2 separate regions of the Homo sapiens genome follow, and region 1 is linked to region 2. Evidence: read pairs that join two places in POLR2A ChIA-PET (ENCODE). Cell type or tissue: GM12878. All regions are shown on one strand. Links, peaks and the distances in the headings refer to the core of each region. The heading gives the core; the rest is flanking DNA. Region 1 overlaps PRORP (protein only RNase P catalytic subunit). Region 2 overlaps CFL2 (cofilin 2).

Region 1 (2,929 bases), core at 131-2,630, 550 kb before region 2:
TCTCTTGAACTCAGGAGTTCGAGACCAGCCTGGGCAACATGGTGAGACCCTGTCTCAAACAAATGAACAAACAAACATATTTCAGATTAATATTTGGTTTGAATTTTTCTGGTTTGGCTTCTGCCCTAATTTGGCTTATCTCCAGTAGGAGGAGATAAGAGATTTTTTTTTTTTTTACTCATATGTGACACATCAACTTTTGGCATAAAACTGATGAAAAGTAGTTCCTGAGCTTAGGGTAAAAATATAGTTGGCAGGGCTACATGGGTTAGAAATAACTGTGTAGGGATGCTCCGGAAATAGAAAAGCTGCCTGGGAGGTAAGAGAGGCCAATGAGAGCAAGAGTTTTTCTCAGTAATCCTAAACAGCAAATGTTAACTTCCTTTCCCTGTGCTTATACCTTTTTACCTCCTCCTCTGCAGTCTATGGCACTTCCTGAGGTTTTATGGATTGTAGCTGTTCAGAAACTCTAAAGCCTTTGGGATCTGATGTCTTCAGAAATTAGAAATTCTTCGTCTGTTCCTCAGCAAGATAACTATCATCAATATACCTCATTTATAAGAACATTCATTATGGGATACCTCCAGGAAAGAACTTAAAAACTGTTTTGGAAGCAACCCAAATGTCAATTTCTGGAAGATGAATAGATCGATAAAATGTGGTATATACATATAATAGATTATTATTCAGCCTTAAACAGGAATGAAATTCTAATACATGCTACAACATGGATGAACTTGAAAACTAAGTGAAAAAAGCCAGACACTAAAGGACAAATACTGAATGATTGCACTTACATAAGTTACCTAAAGTAGTCAAATTCATAAAGACAGCATAGAATGGTGGTTGTCAGGGCAGCAGGGAGAGGAGAATGAGGAGCTATTGTTTAACGGATACAGAGTTTCAGTTTGGGAAGATGAGAAAAGTCTGGAGATGAATGGTGGCAACAGTTGCACGACAACATGAAGTACTTAATGCCACTGAACTGTATACTGAAAAATGGTTAAAATGGTAAATTTTATGTTAATATATTTTACAACAATAAAAGATTTTATCAGGCCAGACACAGTGGCTCATGCCTGTAATGCCAGCACTTTGGGAGGCTGAGGCGGGCAAATCACTTGAGGTCAGGAGTTTGAGACCAGCCTGGTTAACATGGTAGAACCCAGTCCCTACTAAAAATACAAAAAACTTAGCTGGGTATGGTGGCAAGCGCCTGTAGTCCCAGCTACTTGGGAGGCCGAGGCAGGAGAATCGCTTGAACCTAGGAGGAGGAGGTTGCAGTGAGCTGAGATGGTGCCACTATACTCTAGCCTGGGCAACAGAGCGAGACTCGGTCTCAAAAAAGAAAAAAAAAAAAAAGGATTTTATCATAAAAATTTTAAATATAAACAAAAGCAGGCAGAATAGCATAATGAACTGCCATGTACCCATCGCTCAGCTGCAATAATTATCAGCTCACGGCCAATCCAATTTCATCTATATACCAATTCACTTCCTTCTCTCGGATTATTTTGAAACAAATCCCAGACATATCATTTCACCTGTAAATATGTTGGAATGCATTTCTAAATATAAGAATGCTTTAAAAGATAAGCACAGGGCCAGGCGCAGTGGCTCACGCCTGTAGTCCCAGCACTTTGGGAGGCCAAGGTGGGCGGATCACGAGGTCAGGAGTTCGAGACCAGACTGACCAACATGGTGAAGCCCCATCTCTACTAAAAATACAAAAATTAGTTGGGCGTGGTGGCAGGCGCCTGTAATCGCAGATGCTCAGGAGGCTGAGGCAGGAGAATCGCTTAAGCCCAGGAGGCGGAGGCTGCAGTGAGCTGAGATTGCACCACTGAACTCCAGCCTGGGCGACAGAGCAAGACTCTGTCTTAAAAAAAAAAAAAAAAAAAAAAAGATACGCACAATTTCTTTTTTCTTTTTTTTTTTTTGAGATTTTGAGACAGAGTCTCGCTCTGTCACCCAGGCTGGAGTACGGTGGTGCAATCTCAGCTCACTGCAGCCTCCGCCTCCTGGGCTTAAGCGATTCTCCTGCCTCAGCCTCCCGAGCATCTGGGATTACAGGTGCCTGCCACCACGCCCAACTAATTTTTGTATTTTTAGTAGAGATGGGGTTTCACCATGTTGGCCAGGCTGGTCTCAAACTCCTGACCTCGTGATCCGCCCTCCTTGGCCTCCCAAAGTGCTGGGATTACAGGCGTGAACCACTGCGCCCAGCCTGATAAAATCTTTTCTTGTTGTAAAATATATTTAATATAAAATTTATGTAACATAAATGTAACATAAATGACTCATATTTCTGAGTCACAATTGTTTTTTGAATAAGGATCTAAAAAATTCCCATACATTGAAATTGCCTGGTATCTCTCTTAAGACTCTGTATAAGCTCTTTATCTATTTATCTTTTCTCCCTTATAGTCTAAGGCATATGATTGTTCATAGAGAATTTCCTCCATTTAGATTTTACCGATTGCATCCCTATGGTATCATGTAACATAGTCTCCAGTCTTCTATGCTTCTTGCAAACTGGTAGTTGAATCTAGAGGCTGTGTTTGGTGGTACATGCATGTAGTCCCAGCTACCTGGGATGCTGAGGTAGGAGGATTGCTTGAGCCCAGCAGTTCAAGTGTAGCCTGGGCAACACAGCAAAACCCTATCTCTTGATAAAATAAAATATAATGGTCCTGATGAATTGAAAAGGCCAGTTCATTTATCAAAGATTAAGAAGAACCTCCTCTGTAAGTCACTAGGCATGTGGTACTTGGAATACAGATATAAAAAAACAGTTATTCCAGCCGGGTGTGGTGGCTCATGCCTGTAATCCCAGCACTTTGGGAGGCCAAGGCGGGTGGATCATTTGAGGTCAGGAGTTCGAGACCAGCCTGACCAACATGGTGAAACCCCGTCTCTACTAAAAATA
Region 2 (2,929 bases), core at 161-2,660:
AGAAATTGGGAGGCAATGTAGTAGTTTCACTTGAAGGAAAACCATTATAAAATGACAGTCAAGTGCCATCTGGATCTTAAGGAGCTTCCATTTCTCCAGCTCAGTCCATTGGAATAGTATTAGGTTTTGGTTTTTTGTTGTATTTCCCCCTTTCCACTGGGCCCTTCCAACACAATGAATGAAGGAAATATCATTTATTTAAGCAGCCTATCAGTGATTGCCATTAGACTGTTGAATACTGTTACTTTTATATAGAACCCAAGGAATGCCTTCCTGTCATATTTTAGCCAAAACAACTGGTTATATGCCTCCCTTGCAGCAAGCACTACAATGTATGTGATCGTCAATGTGAATAGCTTAGAATACTGCAAAGGATAAGCTAATTGAATGCCTTGAAAGTATTATCCACTGGTCAGATGGTCAACTTTTTTCAGTATTATTTATAGTTGGCACTTGATTGCAGTTCTGTGAGGCTTGAGCATTCATACACCTCACCTGCCTTGGCAAGCCTATTTTAGTGATATGGCAGCACGGATATAACACTATGCATTAAAAGCACTTTTTGTAATAAGTTTAATATCCTAAAAGGAATGCCAATTAAGTTTTGTTAACTGTGTCATCAACTTATCCTAGTACCTCAGTGTTCATTCCTGTTACCTGCATATCTTCTTAAAAGAAATAGCTGTTATTAATGCCTTTTTGTTTTCCATTGAGTGTACACTACTGAATAAGTGTAGGAGTTTTATGTTTACCATGTGAGTCCTGCAACACTAAAGATATTTTGAATATCAGTCATGATGGCAATTTCTGTATAAAAGAGCCTTAAATGGAACATTGTTTTGAGATCAAACTCCCCACCCTCACAAAAATGGCCACGTTGCAATAAAAATTGTGGCATATTACAGAACGTTGCCTTGTTTTCCTTGGAAATTTTGCAAAATGTTATGTGAAACAACTTCTAGGGTAAAAACAGCTATTACTAATCTCTGCACTGGTCATTTGAGAATTTTTTTTGTACAGCATTCATGTGTGATATTTTCCAGATTTGTTGGATCTATTTGGTTTAAAAAGTATTCTATCTTAAGGCCAACTAATATAAAATACCATTGTTAAAGAATGGTACTTTTATAAACATTAGTGTATTTATTTCCTATGTGTTAATATGAAGATCAGAAATTATTTTTTGCACTTTGGCATAAATACTTTTCAATATCTGATTTGTTCTCTGGATAAATTAGCATAGTTATTTTTTTATTCACATTTACATTTCTAAGTAGTTGTATAGTAGAAGCAGGAAGCTCTTATTGCTTATTTGGTCGTAATGAAAATAATTTGTAAAATGTCCTTTAAAAGTTTAATGATACTTCTGATGTTTCGGAACAGTCATTTCACCTACTATTTCTGAATATATTTTGCAAATTGAATTGGAATAGGAATTGATAATAGCAGTCTTAAACATTAGTAGTGGGATTTGGCTATGGTCCAGACTGTGCTCCTTATAGAGAATTTGATCTGCTCAGTGTGAGCGGTTTGCTGTTAGCCAGGGCTATTTATGGCAAACACATGCTTTTGTATCTTGTCATAGTTATCCACAAATGGCAAAACTGGACTTGATTCTACTGGTATGCAAAACAGGCATGCTAGTAAGCAGTCAGTCGTGGCTCAGAACTTAACCCCATAGCTCAGAGGAATGCTTTTAGCAGAAAACAGGAAAGAAAATATCCCTTAAAAATTTTTTTTGAATGTGTGGAAGTAATTTTAGTATAATTAGATTTTTTCCATATTTTTGAAAGATTTTTCAGATGTGAACATTAAAAATAGGGATTAAATGTCTAGGCTTCCATTTAAAATTATATGAATGGTTTGGGATCTTTTTGCACTGAGCAATTTTATTTCAGGCTTCCAGCTGTCCCTGTGAGTTATCCTGGACATTTCGATGGTTTTTGGTAAGGCCAAACTCTGATAAGCAAAACAGAGAATACTGACGTATACTTAACCATATGTGTAACTGATACTTGGCACCATGGAATTTTTCATTGAGTTATTTCCTCATTCTTTTAAAAAATAAGGGACTATAAATCAGTTATGTAGTATCTTTTGTTTTTGTAGCTGATTCCTTAACTTTCTTGTATGCCTCTAGTAATTTCAGAGATTAAATATTGCTTTAAACTGTGATACTTTGATTTGCTAGATTGACAAAACTGATACTAATATAATTAAGTTCATCTTTGAAATACATCTTTGTGCGTAGAGCCAAAAAAAGAGATAAAATTAATAATAGTTCACTTGTTATTTGAGATTAATTTGGCATTTGAAATGATCATTTTATTTTACAATCATTTATAATGAATCAATGTTCCAGTTAGCTTTAAAAGGTATACGGTGCTAATTAGTAAAATATTGAAGGCAATATTTTACTGCTAGCTTGCAAAGTTATGAGAGTTTAAAAAATAAAATATATGAAAATATGTAAAGCTGTTGAGATGTGTTTACTTATACTTCAGAACATTAAAAGTTTAAAAACTGGTATTTCAGATCAAAGAGGCATCATTATCTTTATTCTGTTTTTCAGGATTTTAGTTGGTAATACTTTCTCATTTATCAATAACAATTTTCTTTAAAAACTGAGTGTTACAGCAATTAATTTTAGCATTTTCAGACAAATGGGAACAGTTGGCATGTGTCCCAAACTGGCTATCAGCTGTTGTTTTCCATCATTATCTAAAATAGTGTGGCCAGCATTGTGTATTGAAATGTGCCTTTTTCGTACATTGGAAGAGAAGCCTCTTACTGGGTTTGAGTTTCTCTGATACAGAACATTTGTAGCAGCTAATTTATGGAATCTGGCAAATAAGCTTTGGGAGGAAATTCTTTTAAAAGTGTTTTCTTGTTAAGGAATAATCTCAACAATGGTAAATCATCAAGAGGT

Evidence for each region. Peaks named below come from ENCODE experiments on the same cell type or tissue, not always from the same donor. Only the 100,000 strongest peaks of a DNase experiment are listed, where the experiment ranks them.
Region 1: POLR2A ChIA-PET joins it to region 2 with 10 read pairs; 2 of 35 experiments call an interaction of 5 or more read pairs at or near these places.

The regions. Positions count from the first base shown.
Region 1 is chr14:35,255,303-35,258,231 of GRCh38, reverse strand. All of the region lies in intron 5 of PRORP (protein only RNase P catalytic subunit), which reads right to left. All of the region lies in intron 5 of PRORP-PSMA6 (PRORP-PSMA6 readthrough), which reads right to left. Among named protein-coding and RNA genes, the nearest start is that of PSMA6, 36 kb to the left of the region's middle. In GM12878, for the core only: no CTCF peak of the experiment used is centred there; no DNase peak of the experiment used is centred there.
Region 2 is chr14:34,709,986-34,712,914 of GRCh38, reverse strand. CFL2 (cofilin 2) reads left to right here. Exons shown (of 4, transcript NM_138638.5): 4 at 1-2,929. The coding sequence ends at 50. Among named protein-coding and RNA genes, the nearest start is that of CFL2, 3.1 kb to the left of the region's middle. In GM12878, for the core only: no CTCF peak of the experiment used is centred there; a DNase peak (open chromatin) is centred at 1,564; H3K4me3 peaks cover 1,678 bases; H3K27ac peaks cover 1,555 bases.